Linked DNA regions of Homo sapiens: all the other regions are linked to region 1. Evidence: chromatin loops called from intact Hi-C (ENCODE). Cell type or tissue: endothelial cell of umbilical vein. All regions are shown on one strand. Links, peaks and the distances in the headings refer to the core of each region. The heading gives the core; the rest is flanking DNA.

Region 1 (5,782 bases), core at 302-5,301:
CAGTGGGCCCCATGGCAAAGCCTGGCCTGAGGCAAAGCTGTGAACTTCCTGAAAGCTTAAGGAGAAAAGGAAATGGGTTTCCATTCCATCGCCTCATGCCAAAACAGAGCATCTTGGAGGTGAACAAACATCTTTATAAAAAAATAATTTAATATGCTTTGTTGCATTAATAGCCACTCTCCAATCCTCCCACATTAATAGTGCTTCATTCAGCCAAGTAAGTTCACTGAGTATGAGAAAGGTCTCTGAGTTTTTTCTTTTTCTTTTGGATACAGGGTCTCACTCTATCACTCTGTCACCCAGGCTGGAGGAGGACAGTGGCGTGATCTCGATTCATTGCAACCTCTGCCTCCCAGGTTCTAGCGATTCTCCTGCCTCAGCCTCCTGAATAGCTGGAATTACAGGCAGCCACCACCATGTCAGGCTAATTTTTTGTATTTTTAGCAAGGATGGGGTTTCACCATGTTGGCCAGGCTGGTCTTGAACTCCCAACCTCAGCTAACCCACCTGCGTCGGCCTCCCAAAATGGTGGGATTACAGGCGTGAGCCACTGTGCCCGGCTAAAAACATTTTTCAAATGAACACTGCATCCCCCTCTTCCACCCTGGCCTCTTGTGTCCATATCCCAACCATTATCCCCATCATCTCATTTTAGATAAGAACATAGTCTCATCTAAAAAGCTATTAAAATACAACTCAAATGTCATATGCAGGCTTCCTTCACTAATTCAGAGTGGAGGCCATTAAGTTCAGCTTTGGCGTCACAAGAAGAATGTTGTCTGCAGCTTGGTTAGTCACAGCCCCTTCTCAAATGTGCAGCACAGGCGTTGGTTCTCAAAGCAGCTTACCCTATTAGGAGGACGTTTGAACGGTGGAAGCTTCATCCTACATTGGGGCAGAATCTGCTCCTGGGAGCCAGTAAGGGTCCACTTGCTCCCCCTCCTCCACATGCCAACTTCTTTCAAACTTAGGGATCAACTCTGCCGTCCCCTTCACCCTCTCTCCCTCTGGTGTCGCACAGGAACCTCCGGCTGTTCCTCTAATAACAGCTTGATCAGGCCTCCCTCTCACCTTCCTTATTCTTCTTTTTTGGAAAAGTTCCTAAATTTGTCATTGTCTGATCCTGGAGACCACATTTCAAGACAGACAATTACTTCTGATAATATGGACCCTGAATTTATTTAAAGATAACCTTAAGTTGCTGTAGCCCTTTGTTTTGAAAGCAAACACATCTCAGTGTTAACTCACAATTCAGCCACATGGCTTCCTGGCTTTTGCATTCAAGCTTCCTTTTGTCACACTAAGAGTTCAAAAATGTCCTGGCTTCATATTGACCCTGTTAGTTATACTTATTACTATGTCTTAAAAGAGCAGCTCATCTTGGTGGTTTACCACATACCCAATGGTATTTTAGTAAATATCTAAAAGGAAGAGACCACCAGCAGGACAGTTAACACAGAAACTTAAACGCACACTGAAAAGCAAAATACAGATCAGAAAAAAAATCTTATTTTTACTATGAGACGTACACTGTCACTAGTCCGTAATTCTGAGTGTATAATTCTGCATTCGAGAGGATTGGGCCAGACTCTGTTTAGCACAGCAAATACATAAAGCTCTCTATCATTCCTGTCCACCCATTTTTATCTGAGTATTTCTGGTTATCAATCCCTGATAGCCTTTAATAGTTCTTAAAGTATCTGACACAACAATCAGGGCTTTTTGGAAAGGAAGAAATATCAGAGATGAGCTCACCTTTAACAAGAAGGTATTGAATAGTCTATAAGTCAGGTGCTCACTTCTTACCTAGAATTAATTCTGTTTTGTTTCATTTTATTAATTAAATTTGTCATTTTTTATTTTAAATTGTTTTAATCATTGGAATTCAACTTTGATTGGAAGGCAGGAAGGCAGCAAGGCAGGAAGGAAGGAAGGAAGGAAGGGAGGGAAATGAATCATTTACCTAAACATTATATTAATTGTTATTCCTTAAATGTAACAAGTCACTTTTAGAAACAAAGTTTCCAAAGTTTTATGAATAGTTTGGTGTCAATGGAATAAGAAGAACATTCAAAAGACAGAACATATTGAGTTCATTTTAGATGAGCGATTACTGTGCACCTACTATTTGTGCCTAGTACAGAGCTACAGCACTTAGGATGCAAATCTAAATAAGAACAAGACTGCTCTCAAGATGCTCACATATTTGAACAAATGTACACATATTTTGCAGAAGCTGAAACAGAAAAACACTAATGAACCATGAGACAAAGTATATATCCAAATCTATCTTCTAGGAAAAATGAAAGAACTTTAGAGTTTAACACTTTCAGAGGCCTCTTCTGTACACTAAAGTGGTTAGAAGCACGAGGATCACTTTTTTAATCCAGGAATTAGACTTGTTTCTAGATAGCATTTTAATATGACAATTATTAAACTATGTGTAATTAACATTTTATGGATAAATTACATGTCATAATGCAAAAGAACCACAAAGAACCTTTCATGTACAAAATGCTTTGTGATTTAAGTTATAAGTGTTAGAGGAAAAAACTTTCATTTTCAAACAAAACATAAACGTCAAGTGCATCAGAGATTTCATGTTCTGATTCCACGGGAGTTCGTAGTGAGTTGAAAAAGCGGGCAGAGACGCAAACTCAAACATGGCCACAAGAGGGCCACAGGAGAGGACTGTGCAAATCTTTACCACACCATGCTGAGAACTGTCAAAACCGTCTTTTCTTGCTAGGAAAAAGGAGTTTCAGCCAAGTGCAGTGGCTGATGCCTGTAATCCCAACACTTCAGGAGGCCGAGGTGGACGGATCACCTGAGGTCAGGAGTTTGAGACCAGCCTGGCCAACATGGTGAAACCCCGTCCCTACTAAAAATACAAAAATTAGCCAGGCATGGTGGCAGGCACCTGTAATCTCAGCTACTCGGGAGGCTGAGGCAGGAGAATCGCTTGAACCCAGGAGGCGGAGGTTGCAATGCACCAAGATCATGCCACTGCACTCCAGCCTGGGCGACAAGAGTGAAACTCCGTCTCAAAAAAAAAAAAAAAAGAAAAAAGAGAGTTTCCAGCAGCCAGAAAGTAGAGTTCTCAAAATTTGAATACCAAGAAACATGAGTACACTAGCTACGGTTCTACAAATGTTCCTCTTCCTGAAATTCAGGGTACAAAAGTAAGAGCAGTGTCCTTCCTCCTAGCACATCAAGAGGCTTCAGCTTGAACAAAGAATGTTACCTCCTTAAAGGACAGTGTCCTGGTAATGTCTAAATTACTTATACTGCGTCAACTTCATGCTGGAAGCAAATTATATTTTAGCAAGGATTTGAATGCAGTGTCAAAGCTTCATCTCCAGGATTTGTGAGTGGCATGGGACTGGGTTGGGATGGGGGGAAATGTGTGTGTTTTAGGGAGGCTTTGAAGAATTAAAGATGAGAAGTTAAAAGAAGATACTTTGGCAATCATTGTCCACCAAAGCCAAAGTCCAAATGTCTCCATTCTTAATTTCAAGAGAAAACACGGAATTTTGGAAAAAGAGACACTAGAATGCATTTAGTCCAAGAGTCCAAGGTACTCACCCATTCCTATCACAGGACACGACTCCCCAGAGGTCCAAGCCGTCCCTTGTTAAGGTGCCTGTCTAAACAGAAACAAATGCTCCATTTACTCTGAAGATCCAGGCAAGGAGCGGTGGCTCATGCCTGTAATCCCAGCACTACGGGAGGCGGAGGCAAGAGGATCACTTGAACTCAGGAGTTTAAGACCAGCCTGGGCAACATAATGAAACCACCTCCCTATTTTAAAAAAAAAAAAATCCAGTGGCCCCATAGCGAAGACTCCGTAGTGCAGATAAATAAGGTATTTTTGTAATGAGAAAATACTTCACAAACATATTAACAAGATCAGCACTTCAAGGAGGGGCACAATGGGTGGGTCTCTGGAGTGCCCGTTGGAAGCGTTGATGAGCTCATGCCAGTTGTCTAACAAGCTGGCACTTAATCTTTTCAAACTTTAGTGTCCTCCATAACAACAACAAAAAAAGTATCTTCCTCACAACTTCAGAGGATTGTTTTGAGGATCTAATGGTAGACTGAATGGATGTGAAAGTCCTCGATATAAAATGGGTGAGTCCTAGTTTCATAGCAGAAGTTTAAAATATGTCATTAAAATAAGGAATAGAGTGAAATTTTTACCTGCAGGGCACTGTGAACAGACTCGAAAGAAATGGTTTGCTATTTGGTAAAAAAAAAAAAAAAAAAAAAAAAGGTGGTGGTATTTCTCTCAGTGCAATATTATGGTTAAGAATTCAGGTTAGGTTTAAACACCAGTTGTGTGACCAGAGCAAATTAATCCCCCTAAATATAAGAGCTCTTATCTGTAACATGGTCATAATCTCAGAGAGCTGTGGTGAAGATTAAATGGGATAACATAAAGTGTTTCATTTAATATCTAGCATACAGTAAAAGCTAATAATAATCATAATTATTCATAATTATTGCTCATTTTTTATACAAATTGAGGTCACAATTATCTCTCCCACTCCTGTTTCTTTTTCCAGGTCCGAGGATATAATCTCATAAATAGAATGTCATTTCTTACATTGCTAGTTTGATCACAAAATAATATACAAAATGGTGGCAAGAGTCATGTTGACTTTCTGTTCTTGGTAGATCTTTCTGATATTCCAATAACTATAAAATACAGCCCTGATCCCATTAATTCTCAACTATCAAAACCTTCAGTGTACTGTTGAATGAATATAGCTTCAGTTTGGGAAAATAAAAGAAGTTCTCAAAATGAATAGTAGTGATGGTTGCAGAACAGTGAGAAGGCACTTAATGCCAGTGAACAGTACACTTAAAAATGGCTAAAATAGTAAATTTTATGTTATGTGTATTTTACCACATTTAAAAAGTAAATTAAAGAAAGAAGTCAACAACAGCAACAAAAGCCTTCAAATAACCCTCCACTGCTTAAAATATATGTAAACAATTTCTTAGCCACACATTCAAGGTCCACAGATAGCTTCTCCCATTACCAACATCCTGCTCTAGTCAAAACCACACTCTCTTGCTTTCCTGCCTCCAGGCCTCTACCCATGCTCACCTGTTCACAATGCCCTGAAAGGCATTTCCATCTTATTCTCTCACAACTCCCACCTTCACCCCAGCATATGTGTGTACAGACTAAATAAATACAATAAAAAGACGGTAGAATACGAGGCTGGTTGGGAATAACTGGCAAATAATCAAGGGTAATTTTAAGCAATAAAGTACAGATGGGAAAATACAGCAAAAGCTTGATATGAGTATCATAGTAAGGCACAGTTTAATAAACTCTTCCTTTTTTATTTGTTCATTAATTCAATCGATATTTATTGCACACTAACTATATGCCAGGCAATATTCTCAGCATCAAGGATACAGCAGTGACGATAGCAAAGGGTTTAAATTTTCGTCTTTGTATGAAGGTTTTGACTGCAGAGAAACAGGATGCTACTTTAATTGCTTTTCATAGGATATCAAAGCTGGAAGGACCCAAAAAGATTCTCCTATTTAGTACCCACTTCTCCTCTAAACCTTGGACTCTGCGAGCTCAAGAGACATATCTTTCCCAGATCATGCATCTAACCAGGGATAAAATGAAGACAGGCACCCACATTCTATGTCTCCTGCCTTGCAAGGGGGTAAAAGTAGATATACATGATGACAGCAATGGTAAAAATGATGATAAGAATAAGGATGAAACACACATACCTTGTCAAAGCAGACAAGG
Region 2 (5,782 bases), core at 448-5,447, 110 kb after region 1:
GTTATCCTTAATATAATGTGATAGGAATGGCATTTTGCCTCTGTGCACTTCTTCCCAAAAGCCCAGAATTCTAGTCTAATAGTGAGAAAAATGTTCGACAAATCCCAATAAAGGGACGTGGTACAAAATACCAGTCTAGTAGTCCTTAAAATTGACAAGGTCATCAAAAACAAAAGAAGTTTGAGAAACTGTCACAGCCAAGATGAGCCTAAGGAGAAATGACAACTAAATGCAACTTAGTATCCTGGGTGAGATCCTGGACAGGATAAAAAGCATCAGATAAAAACTAAGGAATTTTGAATAAATTATCAACTCTAGTTAATAGCAACATAGCAGTATTGGGTTTTTGTTTTGGTTTGGTTTTTTTGTTGTTGTTTTTGTTTTTGTTTTTTGTTTTTTGTTTTGAGAGAGGGTCTCGCTCTGTCACCCAGGCAACAATAGCTCACTGCATCCTCAACCTCCCGGGCTCAAGCAGTCCTCCCATCTCAGCCTCCCAAGTAACTGGAACGACAGATGCACGCCACCACGCTCAGCTAATTAAAAAAAAAATTTTGTGTGTGTGCTGACAGGGTCTTGCTACGTTTCCAAGCTGGTCTTGAACTCCTGAGCTCAAGCAATCCTCCCACCGCAGGCTCCCAAAGTGCTGGGATTACAGGTATGAACCACTTCACCCAGCCAGTACTGGTTACTTAATTGTGATAAATAAACCATATTAATGTAAGATATTAACAATGAGGGAAATCGGGTGCGGGGTATATGAGAACTCTCTATGCTATCATCACAATCTTTCAATAAACCTAAAACTATTCAAAAATGGAGAGTTTATTTTTTAAAAATTACGCATACAAATATGCTTTGCCAGCAGGGTGCGGTGGCTCATGCCTGTAATCCCAGCACTTTGGGAGGCTGAGGCAGGAGGATCACTTGAGCCCAGGAGTCTGAGAAAAGCCTGGGCAACAAAGCAAGACCTTCTATCTAAAACAAAACAAAACAAAAAAATTAAAAATTAGCCAGGCGTGGTGGCACACACCTGTAATTCCGGCTACTCAGGAGACTGAGCTGGGAGGATTGCTTGAGCCCAGGAGGTCGAGGCTGCAGTGAGCTGTGATTGTGTAATTGCACCACTGCACTCAAGCCTGGGCAATAGATTGAGACTCTGTCTCAAAAAAATATGTTTGCTTAGTAAGCCACATAATATATGCCTAAATTGTTGTTTTCCTATGTCTTAACATGATTTATAGGTTATTTCTTGTCAGGAAAAGTATTTTATTTCTTAATTATTTATCATTAGAACCATGTATGACATGCTAATTATAAATTATATACTAGCAAAATCTCAATGCATTTTTATTGAATTTTTTATTTTATCATTGACAAATCAGAAGGGGAAACTATCAGGGTGACAGTGAACAGAAGGGAAGGATAAAGGACTGGAATAGAGGCCTAATACCACCACAGTCTTTATCTTTATTTTTTCCTCATACAATTAAACTCAGCCTCTTAGCATATCCTATTCTTGAGTAAAGCAGGGAGGCAGTGTCATAGCGGTGAAACCCACAGGCTCTGAATTCTCACAGACCAGAGCTTGCATCCTGTGTACCAGTTGTGTGGTCAGGGGAAATTATTTATCTCTACAAGCTTCAGGCTCATCATATGGGACCAAAGGATAATAATATCTCCCATGAGGATGGTTGCTAATATTAAATGAGATGACATATATACAATGCTTAGCACAGTGTATATATAAATTCCCAATAATTGGTAGCTATTATTATTATTAAAGGGGTGTAAAATTTGGCCAGACATGGTTGTAAAAGCAAAGTAGAAAATAAGTATCTGGCCAGGTGTGGTAGCTCATGCCTGTAATCCCAGCACTTTGGGAAGCCAAGGCGGGTGGGTCAACTGAGGTCAGGAGTTCGAAACCAGCCTGGCCAACATGGCAAAACCCCGTCTCTACTAAAAATACAAAAATTAGCCGGGCATGGTGGCGTGGGCCTGTGATCCCACCTATTCAAGAGGCTGAGGCAGGAGAATTGTTTGAACCTGGGAGGTGGAGGTTGCCAGTGAGCCGAGATTGCGTTACTGCACTCCAGCCTGGGTGACAAAGCAAGACCTTGTCTCAAAAAAAAAAAAAGAAATATCCATGAGTTCAAAGAGAGATACAAATAAACAATTGAATAAATAAATGGGGAGAATAGATAAATCTTCCGTACAGAATTCCAGATAACTTATGCACACAGGGCTCCTCAGAAAGGGCTACATAACTATTCACTCCTTAACATTGGCTGCTGGTAGTGACTTCCTTCCACAGTGTACAGTATGAGGGGTGAGGAGGAAGTAACTTTACAGTGGAGAAACCTACCAAATATTGCTCAGTCAGGTGATGAAGGTTAATTTCAAAATTGATATGTCATGCTGACAACATGGTGTGATAAGCATGGCACTTTACCTCTTACAGTCTTCCTCCCAAAAACCTACAACTCCTGTCTATCCATGAGAAAAACATCAGACAAACCCCAATTGAAGGGCATTTTATAAAACACGTAATACCCCTCAAAGCTGTCAAGGTCGGCACAAACAAGGAGAATCTGAGGAAATGTCATGGTCTAGGTGAGCCTAAGGAGACATAACGCATCAATCTAATGTGGTATCTTGAATGGAATCCTGGTACATGAAAAGGACATTAGGCCTGTGAAATAAAATAATAATAATAATAAAAAGGACGTTAGGTAAAACTAAAGAAAACTGAGTTATGGACTTTAGACTTTAGTTAATACTAACACATCAGTCTTGGTTTACTTGTTGTAATAAATGCACCATACTAATGTAAGATGTTAACAAAACAGGAAGCCGCCCAAGCAGGCAGATGGCTTGGGCCAGGAGTTCAAGACCAGCCTCAGCAACATGGCAAAACCCCGCCTCTACAAAACATACAAAATAATAATAATAGCCAGGCAACACATGCCTGTAGTCCCAGCTACTCGGGAGGCTAAAGTGGGAGGATTGCCTGAGCTCCAGAGGCAGAGGTTGCAGTGAGCCGAGATCATGCCACTGCACTCCAATCTGGGGGACACAATAAGACCCTGTCTAAAAAAATAGGGGAAACTGACTTTGTTTGGGGTATATGGGAACTCTCTATCCTATCTTCATAATTTTTCTGTAACTCTAAAACTATTGTAATATAAAAAGTTCAGGTTTTAAAAAAGCAGTGGGAATAGAATGTTTGTTACAGTAATTGAGAACTACCTATTTTAAACTTACAGCAGTCTTGCCTTTGTTTATTAATTTGTTAAAATAATTGAATACTCCATGATAGCAATGTGCGAATTTGGATCTAGATGGATGGTATGAACCAGTTTAGGTTTAAAAAACGAACAGAACATCCTCGGTTTAGTGGGACGCCTCTGCCCCCTAGTGTCTTAACATTCAATCTGCGTTTAGTGGCAAAGGACAGCCTGCAAGCTTCAGTCACTTGATGTTTCAAGGTCTGGACAAGAGTGGAGACATTCTCAGAGCCTCTGATCTACTAGAATCGTACTCCAGTTTGTTCATATACCCAGAAACTATGCACCGCTGAGTGGTCCCTGAAGACGTTAGTACATGCACGTGATGGAACCAGCTGATGGGAATGTAAAGGGCAGGAGGGCAGTTTGACATGTGAATAGGAAGCCTTACAAATGTGTATAGGCCAGGTGCAGTGTGACTCACGCCTGTAATTCTAGCACTTTGGGAGGCTGAACTGGGCAGATCACTTGAGCTCAGGAGTTCGAGACCAACCTGCGCAATATGGTGAAACACCTTCTTTACAAAAAAAAAAAAAATTACAAAAATTAGCTGGGCATGGTGTGCACACCTGTGGTCCCAGTTACTCGGGGTGGGGGGCAGGGGTTGGGGGGAGGGGAGTAAGGGCTGAGGTGGGAGGATGGTTTGAGTCTGGGAGGTGGAGCTTGCAGTGAGCCGAGATCACCGACATGGTTTAAATGTTCATGATATAATGTTTAGCAAAACTCTAAACAGTGTGACCAAAACTTTAAGAAATACCACAGATTAATATATAAAACTTTAAGGAATACCACAGATGAACTTTAACGAATACCACAGCCATATATATATATATACATATATATATATACACATATATATATATATACATATATATATATATATATAATTTGTATCTACTATGCTAGCAGCATCTGAGACACACATCTGTGGTCCCACCAGGACTTTTATCTCAGCCTTATCTCAGCCCTTCACCATCTGGTGACAAATGACTCTCTGGAGCACCTTCCCAAGGCTCCTGGGCCACAGGCAATTGGGAGTGTGGCCTTGCCCATTTCTTCTCACTGCCGCTGCAACAGGCTGGCATGAGGGGCTCCTCTGTGAACCTCCTTCCCTGCCTTCTCAGGTTTCCCCAGGAATCACAGTATAGTTTTTCTCCACTCGAGGTTCCCATCCCCACCACTCTAGGACTTCTAGCATTCCACAAGGTGTGAGATCATCTCTGAGATTTACAGCAGCACCCAAATCCAGTCACACTTACCAAATCTCTCCTAGCTCAGCTGTGGAATTTTATCAAATCCCAGCTCTTATATCATTCATTCTTCCAAAATCGATTATTTATAAAATAAAATTTAGCCTTTGTACACAAAAGTCAGACTTTAAAATTCAAAATCCTTTTTCTCTGGGTAAGGTCTCTTCCAGAAACTTCAAAAATCGATTTAGAAAAGTTAAGTGCTAATAATTGTTTTATTTCTTTCTCTTTGCATTCCTGCTATAACCTTACCCTGAATGCACATAGAAAGGCCTTGTGGGTGGTTGAATGATGAGGGGAGGGAGGAGAGTAAACAGGAACTAATCTACATACAGACATGTATATATGTGCATATATGCATACATGTTTATATAAAGAATAGAGAAATTCATTCTAAAAAAGTTTTAATGATTATCTATGCATCATTTCTTCTTTTTAACTAATTTTCCATATTTTCCAAATTTCAGAAACAAGTTTTATATAATCAGAAAAAGAAAATTACATATAAAAAAGAAACAGATAAGATGTCTGCCTCCGGCATCACCACCCGTAGTGAAGGAAGGAAAGTAGGGAACACAAGCTTTCTGTTGGCCACATCTCAAGCTCTCCTCTTTGCAGTTCCTGGTACTTGATCTTTGACCCTACTGATCACTCTCTTCTTGAAACACTTTTTCCTTAAATTTTGGAACACCAAGCTGTCTTAAGCTCTTTTTGTAGTTCTCTGTCCGTCAAAAACCTAGATCTCAGCCAGGCACAGTGGCTCACTCCTGTAATCCCAGCACTTTGGGAGGTCAAGGTGGACAGATCACTTGAGGTCAGGAGTTCAAGGCCAGCCTGGCCAACATGGTGAAACCCTGTCTGTAATAAAAACACAAAAATCAGGTGGGTGTGGCATGCACCTGTAATCCTAGCTACTTGCGAGGCTGAGTCAGGAGAATCACTTGAACCTGGGGCAGGGAGGTTGCAGTGAGCCAAGATTACACCACTGCATTCCAGCCTGGGTGACAGAGTGAGACTCCATCAAAAAACAAACAAAACAAAAAACCTAGATCTCAAGCCTGAGTCTGATTCTGTAATGGGACAAAACGTGTGTGTTGAAAAGGAGTGTGTGTGGGGAGAGGGGTGGTTGGTGAGTATGAAGCAAGAGGGTAATTTGCATGCAGGAGTAATGTGATTAATTTGTAGCCAGTGGGCAGACTATGGTAAAATAAAGATGACCACACATCCCCTTGAATCTGGAAGCCTCTG
Region 3 (5,782 bases), core at 222-5,221, 650 kb before region 1:
TAAACTAGCTTTAAAATGATCCCAATTTATATAAAGAAGCCTCCTCTAAAGGACTTACAAACTATCACTGGCTAGTCAAAGAAGACCCTGTCTTACTTTAGACGAGTTTACTAACTTGTTTTACTGTTTACTTTAGAAATTTTCAAACATATACAATAGTAGATATAATAGTAAAATAAATTCCCATGTATCCATCACCTAACTTCAACAATTATGTTTGCCATTCTTATTTCATTTATCCCATTTTTTTGGCATAATATGTTAAGGTAAATCCCAGACAACCTATCATTTTACCCATAAACATCACTTTCTCAATTAGACACAGACATTTGTCTAAAGACTTTTTAAGTATAACCACCATTCTCATATCTAAACAAAATTAATAGTTCCTATTATTACAGACCTCACTTGAATTTACATTTTTCCTAATATATGAGTATGCTTGTGTGTGTGTGTGTGTGCGCACGCACATGTGCGTATGACTTTGTTGATATCCTGCCCTGTGTCCCCAGCCCATCCCTGGGTTCACTTGCAGCTGTGACAGGCAGTCCCCGAGATGTTCCCAGCCCCTCTCCTCAAGTGCCAGTGACTCTGCCCCTCTGCCTAAGGGCATTCTCTCTCCAGCCACTGCCAGGAAGTGCAGGGGAGTTAATGCAAGAGAACTGACACCATTGGGGCGACTGTCAACCACTGGGGCAGAATCAGTAGATAAATGCCCTAGCTTCCCCAGACTCTGTGGGCGATTCTACATTGGGTTCTATACAACCTCTCAGATGAACCCATTCAATAGCTTATTAATAGACAGAATCTTTATTGGCTTTTCTCTCATCTGTCTCAATTGCTGTATTCCCTCACTCCTGTTTCTTTGTGTCACCTCCCAAGTGAACTACCACAGCAGAGTAATTCTTGTTTCTGGAACTGTAGTGGGTGGGGGGTGTAAAGCAGGGACAGACAGGCTCAGGTCTGTTAATAATTCTTGATGACATTACATTTCATATGGACAACTGGCCATGAGGAGCCTGGAAGCCTAAGCTACTGGTAAGGGATTACTTGCTCTTTCCCACAATCAGTTATAGATCCATTACAAGTCTTATAAAACTAGATCTGAGAACAATTCTCAAAAAGAGTTCATTAGCCTTCACAGATCAGCAAGCTTGCTTTTCTGTGCATTTACAGCTAGCATCTTCCTGATTATTTCTTGCTTTGTTGTTATCTCAATTCTCCTCACTTCCCAAGGGACATTTTAAGACCTCTGGAAAGCTTTGGAGAGGTGAAAATCCATATATTTTTCAGATACAGGCATTTCTTTCTTAAATTCCAAAGAGAACAATGGGGATTAAGGTTGGGGAGGGTGGATTAAAAAAAAGAACTCACTCCAGGAACCAACCATCAGAGTGGAGCTTTGTTCAAACAGACCTTACTTATACATGAAAGCCTCAAGCCAAATTTAAAGACCAAAACAAAGTTTCTCTTTCAGCCTCTGTTGAGGATTATTCTGTCTCTATTCCTCTAAATTGTACAGAAATACTTCTAAATGATATATTTAGTTTCTTCATTCAATCACCTTTGTCCGTACTTTCTTTTGTGTGTGTGCGTGTTTTGTTTTTTTTGCTTTTTTATTTTTTTGGAGATGGAGTCTCACTCTGTTGCTCAGGCTGGAGGGTAGTGGCACAATCTTGGCTCACTGCAACCTCTGCCTCCCAGGTTCAAGCAATTCTCCTGCCTCAGCCTCCCGAGTAGCTGGGACTACAGATGTGCGCCACCACGCCCGGCTAATTTTTGTATTTTCAGTAGAGACAGGGTTTCACCATGTTGGTCAGGCTGGTCTCAAACTCCTGACCTCCCAACTGGCCTCCCAAGCTGCTGGGATTACAGGCGTGAGCCACCATGCCCGGCCTGTACTTTTTTTAGTGTAGTGTTTACACTAATTATCAATTATGTGTTTACCTGTCAGTGTCCCTCTGATGACTTGTGTATCTCCCACCCTAACACAAGAGAAGTTCAGCAGAGTAAGCTGAATCAGTAAATAGATGGTGGAGCCTAATGACAAAGTTTTCTGAAATAAACTCTATCTTTATGGTGGATGAAACTGTCAGGTGATATACTTCGACTGACAACACTGTCATTGTGAGACATGATGAAAGACTCCAGATCCTCTATATCTGCAAGCAAGGGACTCATATCACATTCTCAGAAGAGATGAAGGAGAAGCTAGGGGCTTGTTCATGAACTATACTGTAACTACACAGACACGTCTCCTCTTGTTCTTTGAGGATAATTTAGCTCTAGGACATTCTCCAAAGCACCAATTTTTAGTCAACAACCTCATCAGGGAAGCAGGAGAAAAGTTACTATATAACTATAGTGTGATCTAAGATCAAAGTCTAATACCTAATTTCTAAAAAGATTAAAACCATGTATTTTTTCCCTTGATGCATACGTGGAGAACCTATAAATAAATGGATTCCTTACTAAGCCATTCCCAAAAACTGCCAGGAGATGGCATCCACACTCTACTCATTTACTAAGAGTTTCTAGCTGGGCTTGGACGTCTTACAATCTTAGAATAAAATCTTTGGGGAAACAAGCTGATCAACGGGCTAAAATGTGATAAGACTACATTAAAAGCATCAGTCCCAGGCCTATTTACTTTGAGGTTCCACCCAGTGACTTGTAACTTTTCTGTTTAGTTTCCCTGAGAAAATCCTCCTGATAATTTAGAAGCTGAAGGGATCATCTAGGTTGAGCCAAGACTGAAAGATGCTTTGTCTTGGCAAGCAACATGGCTGACAATGGGTTCCCAATGCATATTCAGGAGCTCTTTGCAAGGCAGAGTTGTCCGCTTGCACTTACTGCAGTTAATTTTTTTTTTTTTTTTTTAATGAACAAAGCTTCAGTTTCCAGGAATAAAAGAAAAAGAAGTCAGAGGAAACAGTCTTTGATGTTATGAGGCTGAGACACTACTCTTCCTTCAGGACTATTTCATTCTGACTATAAGTGAATAAATACATTGAAGACTTCAGGAGCTCAGAAGATTAATAAAAAGAAAATGTTTTAACCTATCTTCCATCAAGTCTAAATAAACAATATATATATTGTATGACGCTTTGCAGTTTCCAGAGAATGGCCACAATCATTTTCCCATTTGTTCCCTATAATTACTTGATGAACAGCTCTAGAATTCTCATTGTAGGGATGTGGAGGCTGAGGCTCCTAGCCCTAAGTAACTAGTCAAGATGAGTATACAAAGTATCCACCTAGTTCTCCGGCCTAAACCAGACTAAAACTAATCTGACCACACACAATTATTTTGAAGGAAAGATAGAGGGATCATTTTTTTTCCCATCAAGTTGTCAATTTGTTGTAAGGTGGGAGAAAGGGCTCAAAATGTAAGGTGTGCTCTATTGGGAGGAATCTATGATGGTTATAGCCAGACTGCCTGGGTTACTGATAAGATTCCCTTCTTTCCTTACCTATGCCAGCAAAATAAACACACATCTTTGATGAAAAATAACTTGTCTTTAAGTGTCAATAACCAAGTGCTTAATAGCTATTAATCAATTTTCCACATGGCTTATTAACAATGACCTCCTGCTTCTATTGTTTTTGCCTTCGTTTAAATAAGTAAATGTTATTTCAAATACTAATTTCCTCAATCTAGTTTTCAAATAACAAATCAGTAATATCCTAAAAACATGCTAGTTTGAAAAATAATGATATGTTAATAAGTCTTAGAAGTATTTCCATCGTATAAAGTTGGAATGTTTGATACATCCAGAAGTTCAGATTAGTACAGCTACACCCATCCCTGTAATTTAAGAAAGGACTAAGGGATCAAATGAGTTTTTCCAAGGACAACAGACATGAAAAAAAAAATACTGACAGGCTAACAGACTAATAAAGAGCTGAATCTGCTGAGACAGAATTGCCTACCTGATAACTGTTTTCAGTATCTGGGTAAAAACATACTCTATTGTTTGAGCTTGAAAATGTTCGGATCAAAAGAAATCAGACTTGAAATAACCAGCCAAAGCCCTCTGCAGAAGTAGAAATTTGCAGTTTAAAAGCACGGGTAGATCATTTAAAAGAGGACAAAGCTGCAGTGTTTTTAAATCCATGCCTGCTCAATTAAAAAAAGTCTTGGGCGGGCGCGGTGGCTCACACCTGTAATCCCAGCACTTTGGGAGGCCAAGGTGGGCAGATCACGAGGTCAGGAGATCGAGACCATCCTGGCTAACACGGTGAAACCCTGTCTCTACTAAAAAAAATACAAAAAATTACCCAGGCGTGGTGGTGGACGCCTTTAGTCCCAGCTACTGGGGAGGCTGAGGCAGGAGAATGGCGTGAACCCAGGAGGTGGAGCTTGCAGTGAGCTGAGATTGTGCCACTGCATTCCAGCCTGGGCGACAGAGCGAGACTCCATCCCAAAAAAAAAAAAAAAATTCTTAGACAAAGTCAAAGATGAGTCTCATAATGCTGACATGGGAAAGTCATACTTTGAGAGATGGCTTCTTTCATCTACTTTCCCCCAACCATCTAAAAATGGAGCAAGTCAGTGGATGAACAGTGTGGCATTCAAACATTCTAGCCAGAAATTATTAACCAAATGATGGCTACTAAGGGAGAAATAAGAGTTTCTTTAATTTCATAGTATTAAAGGATGTTGTTTGAATAAGTTAAAATTCGCTAAGTCTTGGTCTCCAGAGAATGAAGTTTAAGTTATATATGTGTTCCCCACACAAAGAATGAATAAATTGGAGCTTACTGGAGCCAGAACTGACTTTCAAGGTTATTTATTCCAACTGCCATGGTATGTATGAGGTTGCTAAGGCCCAGAAAGCAAAGGTGACACAGCACTGAACCTGGCACAGGTGCCAGAAATAGAACCCAAAGTACTTGACTCTCAATCCAGAACTCCCTGCTTCATATGTGGGTCTCAAACCGAGAGGCTTGTTAAAAATGCAGGTTCCCATGTCTCACCCCACAAGGATGGAAGCATAATCTCCAAGGAGACATGTGTTTAGCAATGTTGAAATGCTTTTAAAAATTGAGTCTGCCTCTCTCTCAATTTCAAAGCAGAAAGTTTAACTGCATGAAATCAGGAAAGGCAAAGCTGTCAAGTTAGAGGAAGGAATTTACTGTCTCAGTAATTCTCTAAGATCTTGAAGAGCTGAGATTGGCTACTTTTCAAATCAGGGAAGACAACTTTGGCGGGCTTTTGGAAACATGATAGTAATTGAGATTCAGGAGGGATGTGACAGGTCTCATTCTGTACAATTGGGGAATTCATTCATCTCTAACCACCCAGGTATTCATTTAGTTTGAAAGAAAATGATGTATTTGTGCTAGATTTCTGCTATTTTTTCAGGGCCCGTATCTTCCTCTACCCATCAGATAGGGATGGATTTTTGTCCTCTATTCAATCTCAAGCATAGATAAAGTGATTGCATCACCAGCCGAATCCTTAAGGACAATTGGCGCCCATACCACACTTGGCTTGGGAGCACATATATGGGTCAGTGAGTATCAAGTGTGGAGCTGACTTGGCAGCCAAGCAATAAACCTGCAGTGATGGGCACAATTACAGCTCAGTTCTCAAAACCAAAGATCACACAGTTTGAATAGAGGTGTACAATTTCCAAAGCTATCAATTGTCCCAGGGTTGAATTGAGAGACGACGACAGATTAAATGCAGACAGCTGTATTTATATTGTGTCCCTTCCAAAAGTCCAGTTTGGGTTTTATAGTGAAGTGGCAAAAAGACGAGAGGACAATTTTTTTT
Region 4 (5,782 bases), core at 243-5,242, 270 kb before region 1:
GTTGAAGTATGTCACCCTTATGAAAGAAGAGCACTTTTTTTTAATAAACTCCATTTCTCTGCATCCAACTACTGCTTATCATTCAAGGTCTAGCTCTTCAGTCACGCCACCTTTCCCTTCCATGAAGCCTGAGCTAATGTTCCAGCTGAAAGGGAGTTTTCTCCCCTCTTGGAACTGTATCTGTTTCTCTCTTGTGACCTTGATAATTTCTTTCCTCCATTACATGCACCTGGGCCTGTGTTTACATTCTTCCACTAGACTGAGGAGCAGGCACCACTGTGACTATCATTGCCTCCCCGGAGAAGCCTTTTTCCTGCCAAACAAATGTTGGGCAAATCATAAATAGTAAAAATAAAAAGTTTTGGTAGAATAAGTGAATGAGTGAAGCATTAACCTAATATTTCAAAATTAAGCATCACCTTCACATTTGAGTTAACTATTTGATTCAGCTTCAGGAACTAATTTTCACAAAAGCCCTGTGGCTCAGTAGATGGAGTCAGGTATGGAAGTTGGCAGATAATCTTTCTGCTCAATTACTAATGACCCGTGGAGAAAATGCCCTACTTATCGTATTTTTTGTGGAACAGTACAATGGAAAGTGTTCATGAAGGTCTTTGAGTCCATTTCCTGAGACACACAGATGACCAGGCACTTGTGTAGGTTGGCACTGTACATTAAGGGTCAGAGCAGAGCTGGGACCTGCTTCCTGAACATAACCTATGTGATACAAGTCAGAAGAGTGGTACCTTGATTGGGGATTGGCTAGGAAGAGGTGCAAAAAAACCTCTCTTGTATGACAGAAATATTCTCTATCTTGATCCAAATGGTGGCTACTGGAATGTACACGTATGTAAAAATCTACCCAGTTATACATTTAAGATGTGTACATTTTACTAAATGTAACACTATACCTTAGAAAAAACTAAATGCGATATTTTAATGAAACCGCTTTGCACCCTATTCATTATTTAACTTTTTATTTCTTACATCTGTAATTTTTCTGGTTACAAAACATATGTATTTTGTAAAGTACCCCAACATATCAGAAATGTAAAAGCCTAGAAAATGAATATCGTTCAAAACACCATTTCCCAGAGAGAAAACATTGTTAAAAATTTATCATACCCAGGTTGTATTTTTCTACGAAAAAGCGGCCGCTTTGAGGGTGTAGAACTGCTAGTTTTGTCACCTGGCCCATAATCTCCAGGAACACTGTGAATCCTGGGAGAAGCTGTGCCATGCTACTGGCAAGGAGCTGTCCTCTACCCTGGGAGAAGCTGTGCCGTGCTGCTGGCAAGGAGCTGTCCTCTGCTTCTTAAGCCATCAGGTCTCCTTTGGGTCCTGGACAAGTTTTGGTGTTCTTGATTTTTTACATTTTCTCAGACTCCAGAGATTTGGGCTTATTTACCAGTGTACCTTCTCTCTTGTGCCCAATCCTTGAACTCACTTTAGAATAGTATTAAAATTTCACCACTTCTTCCATTGTTGAAGATCCTAAAACAGATTCATGTTACTGCTGTTTCACAGATTTGTTGCTAAGCACTATAGACGGGTGAACAAAACGTGAACACAAGTAACCAACCCAGGGAACCGACAAAGTCTATGAGCTGCGAACACAGGTCTCCTAACACTTCTCCCTGGTAACATAGATTTAGCAAGGTTTTAAATTTCCTTACACTACCATCCGTAATAGCAGAGGATAAGCACTTTGGTTTCCTTTGAAGTCTCATACATTGGATGGGGAGGTAAGGAGGGTAGAAATTAACTTTGTCAGCTCTTCCTCTTCCCTTCTCTTCCCTTCCTGAACAATTCAGTCCTGAAGTCATTAGGTGGAGTTGAGCAAGGTAGATCAGAGCCTGGAGCATCCATTTGCCAGAAAGCTAAGGAAGAGCTTGAAAAATGAAAGGGGCATATCAAAAGGACACAGAGCATCAAAATACATGAGGACAGGAAAGAATTATAACCCAATAAACACAGGAAAATATGAGTCAATTTATAAATAAACTAAAAGTATGGAAAGAGTAGGGTATTTAAATAGTTTCAAAGTACCTCTCCACAAAATACCTGTTAATTAAAAAGGGAAAAAGAGTAACCTTACCATGGATAAGGCAGACTTTAATGGAGCAATCAAAGTGAACATTATCAGTAATGGAACAAGCTGAAAATCATACGCCACCTGATCAGATGCTATGAGAAATACACAGCATCACTTCTGGGATATTCTTGCTAGAGGTAAATAATCTAGATCTCATTGTAAGGGAACATCAGAAAACCTAAACTGAGGGATATTCTACAAAGTAGCCTTTAATCTTCAAAAAAGTCAAGGCCATGAAAATGTTCCAGATAGAAATAAGGAGACATGCATCGTGCAATTCAGAACTGCATCCTTTTGCTATAAAGGATGTTATTGTGACAATTCCTGAAGTTGGAATGGAGTCTGAGGATGAAATGATGGCAATTTATCAGTATTGATTCCCTGATTTTAATATTTGTAGTGTAGTCATAGAGGATAATTTTCTTGTTTTTTTTTTGAAATATGATGCTTTGATTTATTTTGGTCTTAAGATGTATCATTTCAGCAAGTTAGTCACAAATGGTTCTGAGGGAGTGCAGTTTTTTTACTGTATTTGCAGTTCTTCTGTAAGTTTGAGATTATTTAAAGATTTAAAAAATCCTACTCCAATGCAATGATTTAAAGAGTTGCTTCAGATAATGTTCTAGTTTAAGCGAAAATCCTCTGCTTGACCCTCCCTTCTGAAGGAAGAGGCTTATGCAACACCACGATTTTGAGAAAGGCAGGAGAATGATCAGATTTACTTTACTTCCTTGTACCATCTGCTGGTTCTTCTGGTCTCTGAGGAATTGTCTGTTCTCACTGGTTGGGGCTGTGTACTGTCATCTGATCTCTCTCTCTCTTGGGTTGATCACAGCCTGGTGATGCTCCCTGGCTGCCTCCACAGAAATATTCTCAGTAGCATTTTAGACCCTTGAGTCTCTGCCATGTCCTCTGTGTGGCACCCTGACACAAGCAGTTTAGCCCCAGCCTCTACTGTGGGGTTTCCTCTTCCATTGCTATAGGGCTCTGTGGCAAGCCATCTGCATCTCAAGTCAGTGATTTCTGAGACCTCCCACTAGGAGGCAGTATAAGTGTATGTCTATATGAGCCCCTGGCCCCATGAGGCTAAGGGCTTCATTCTTCAGATCAGTTCAAAGTGCTTAGATTTTAGGTAGAAATAAGGTGCTGTATTCTAAATGAGGACTTGGAGATGCTTAGGAAAACTAAATTTCAAGTCCTCTTTCTATCTAATTGTGTTGACAAATTTATTCTGATATGGTTGGTATGGGGAATTCAGTCCAGCAGGAGAATTCTTTTCATAGCATGAAATGGGAATCAAGCTGTGTTTGCTCTGCTCTTGGCTCCACCATAGCTTATCTAAAACACCTCCTTCTCTGCAGCCTGAAGCCCAGAGCTGAGAAGTCAGGACACTGGGCCTTCTCACAGCCCCCAACAACTTCTCTGCCCTGACACCTTTCTTCTACTTCTATTTTCCTGGGCTGGAAAGAACAAACTTTCCTCCAGGTCACATCTTCCTACCTTCCCACTGCTGCCACGAGCCTGAATCCTCATGGTGGGCCAGAGTCTTCATCCATGCAAGAGACACTCCCAGGCTTGGTTATGAAGCCTTGCATCTTGGTATAGAGCTCAACTTCCTGTCCTAAGGCAACAAGTTGCACCTTGATCTAAAATGTTAGTTAACATACCCAAGCTTTGGCTTTCCTATTGGTTAAATGGGAATATTAAAGATAAATATCTAAATTTACAATATATCTTCCTCAATAGTCTCTTATTAAATGGGATAATTAACTAGAATAGACATTCAAATGATACAGCATTTCATCATGTGTCAAATGAAAATAATAACATCTGTCTATATCTATAAGGATACAACAGCACTAAGAGTTTAAAATGAAATTTGAATCTAAAAAAATTATGTAGTTGCTATATAAATGTAACATTATTAAATTTACCAGATTTTTCTATATCATCCTTAGAATCTATGCATAAGAACATTTTGTCTGTTGAGGACAATTAAAAATAGGTCCATATAAGACGCAATTAAAGCTCCTGGGATAAACTCAGTCGCTTAATGAAATCTGCTCTAGAGCACAGAGTGTAAGAGCATTATTCCAACTGACGATTTTAATGCCCAAGTAAATGAAGACAGGATGGCCAATAAAGGTAACTAGCAAAATGTTGAGGTGGTGGTGTATGTTGGGAGGGGAGGAGGCAATGGAAGTAACCCTTACAGAGAATTTTAAAACCAACCAGAAGTTGATCTACTTTTCATTATTACCATGTGCTGGTGATTGTAACCCATGTCAGTGATAAGACACATTACATTCCACTTCCGATGGACTACAGCTCTGCTCTCTCCTTGTCTTCTCACTGTGTTAAGGAACAGAGACAACTTTGTTCCTGCAATGAGAATCCACAGGTTATAGGATATAGCTCTTATTTATACCCCCCAACGCACCATTAAGCAATGCCAATTGACTTTTCTGACCCAAGATCCAAAGGATCTTAGAGGACTTCTGACAGAAGATATTCAGCAAAAGTTGGTGCTCTGTCATGCTGACTTGCAGCATAATAAAAAAAGATAAAATCAAAAGAGGCAAATGTCTCTTAAAAATGTGAAGAACCAGTTTTGACTGAGGATAAAATTATATAAAAGTCCTCTTATGTGGGTGACCATATTTGTCTATGACTTGCTTTTGCTTCATATTTTAGTTTTGAATATTTTCTTTCATTGCGTCTCACTAAGGAAACTATTCTTTTTGACTCCCCACAGTTAAACCAGCCAATGAATCACTTATAACTTGCCATTAACAGCCAAGTTCTAATTGTTATATCTAGATATGATTTCCATGTCTTTTTCAGTCACAGATTATAAGTTTTTTTTAACTGCTCTGAGGTTTCTTTTACATCTCCAGAATCTGTAAAATTTAAGTACAGAATCTAAACCTAAAATTGAACACTTTATTATTGGAAGTAATTAATAACTAGATGTTTTTAAAGTATTAAAAGGAATGACATGTATTTGCAAGCTTACTGAGGTTTTGTTTTTATTTCAGGTACCGTATGTTTTAGTTTGAGAACTTGTTCACTCATTATGTCCATCTTTCCTTTTCAATCTATAAATATGTATAAGAGCTATTTTAAGCACTCACCTGCTAATTCCAGGTCATCTCAGGGTCTGCTCCTATTGACTCATGGCCACCCACCTTTAGTGGCGCTTCATGTCATATGCAAGGAAAAGGGAGAAAAGATGTGAAACTAGAAGGACATATCAGTGGTGGTCAAACAGCAGGCTCGGGAGTTGAAGAGCGTTGGAGGAGGAAGAAGCATAGCTATAAGGTCATATCTTTTGGCTTATTTTCTTAAGATAAATATCCAGTAATTTTAAAATTGCATTGTGGATATTTGAAATGCTCCAACTCTTGAGAGTCTGAATATTTTTCTTCCTGCAAGAAATGTGAATTTTTATTATGGCCGGCAGTAATTTGCTGGCAGATAGGCTGGATCCCTCTGAAGCTTGATTGTAAGCTTTGTTAGGTAGGGTCCAGTGGAGCCCTTAGTCTAAGGCTAGAGTCTTTTGGGGGTCTTGGTAGAAGGTCTACCCGTTCAGCAAGGTCTTCTGAGTCTGGATGGTCCGAGTTTGATGGCTCCCGGCACACTGTGGGACCTTCAGACCTTCTCTTGAGGCTTTCACTTGGTTACATA

Evidence for each region. Peaks named below come from ENCODE experiments on the same cell type or tissue, not always from the same donor. Only the 100,000 strongest peaks of a DNase experiment are listed, where the experiment ranks them.
Region 2: a loop joins it to region 1, with 8 times the contacts of the local background. A loop is called at or near these places in 77 of 110 quality-filtered maps.
Region 3: a loop joins it to region 1, with 6 times the contacts of the local background. A loop is called at or near these places in 39 of 110 quality-filtered maps.
Region 4: a loop joins it to region 1, with 6 times the contacts of the local background. A loop is called at or near these places in 9 of 110 quality-filtered maps.

The regions. Positions count from the first base shown.
Region 1 is chr3:193,459,177-193,464,958 of GRCh38, forward strand. ATP13A4 (ATPase 13A4) reads right to left here. Exons shown (of 30, transcript NM_032279.4): 12 at 5,764-5,782; 13 at 3,586-3,647; 14 at 1-55. Among named protein-coding and RNA genes, the nearest start is that of ATP13A5, 83 kb to the left of the region's middle. In endothelial cell of umbilical vein, for the core only: a CTCF peak has its summit at 2,660 (motif pointing right); DNase peaks (open chromatin) are centred at 1,245 and 2,655; H3K27ac peaks cover 1,683 bases.
Region 2 is chr3:193,569,158-193,574,939 of GRCh38, forward strand. It overlaps a transcript of ATP13A4 not described here. Among named protein-coding and RNA genes, the nearest start is that of ATP13A4, 17 kb to the left of the region's middle. In endothelial cell of umbilical vein, for the core only: a CTCF peak has its summit at 3,428 (motif pointing left); a DNase peak (open chromatin) is centred at 3,404.
Region 3 is chr3:192,810,439-192,816,220 of GRCh38, forward strand. All of the region lies in intron 1 of MB21D2 (Mab-21 domain containing 2), which reads right to left. Among named protein-coding and RNA genes, the nearest start is that of FGF12, 86 kb to the left of the region's middle. In endothelial cell of umbilical vein, for the core only: a CTCF peak has its summit at 2,499 (motif pointing right); a DNase peak (open chromatin) is centred at 2,533.
Region 4 is chr3:193,187,519-193,193,300 of GRCh38, forward strand. No RefSeq gene overlaps it. Among named protein-coding and RNA genes, the nearest start is that of PLAAT1, 51 kb to the right of the region's middle. In endothelial cell of umbilical vein, for the core only: a CTCF peak has its summit at 3,135 (motif pointing right); a DNase peak (open chromatin) is centred at 3,143.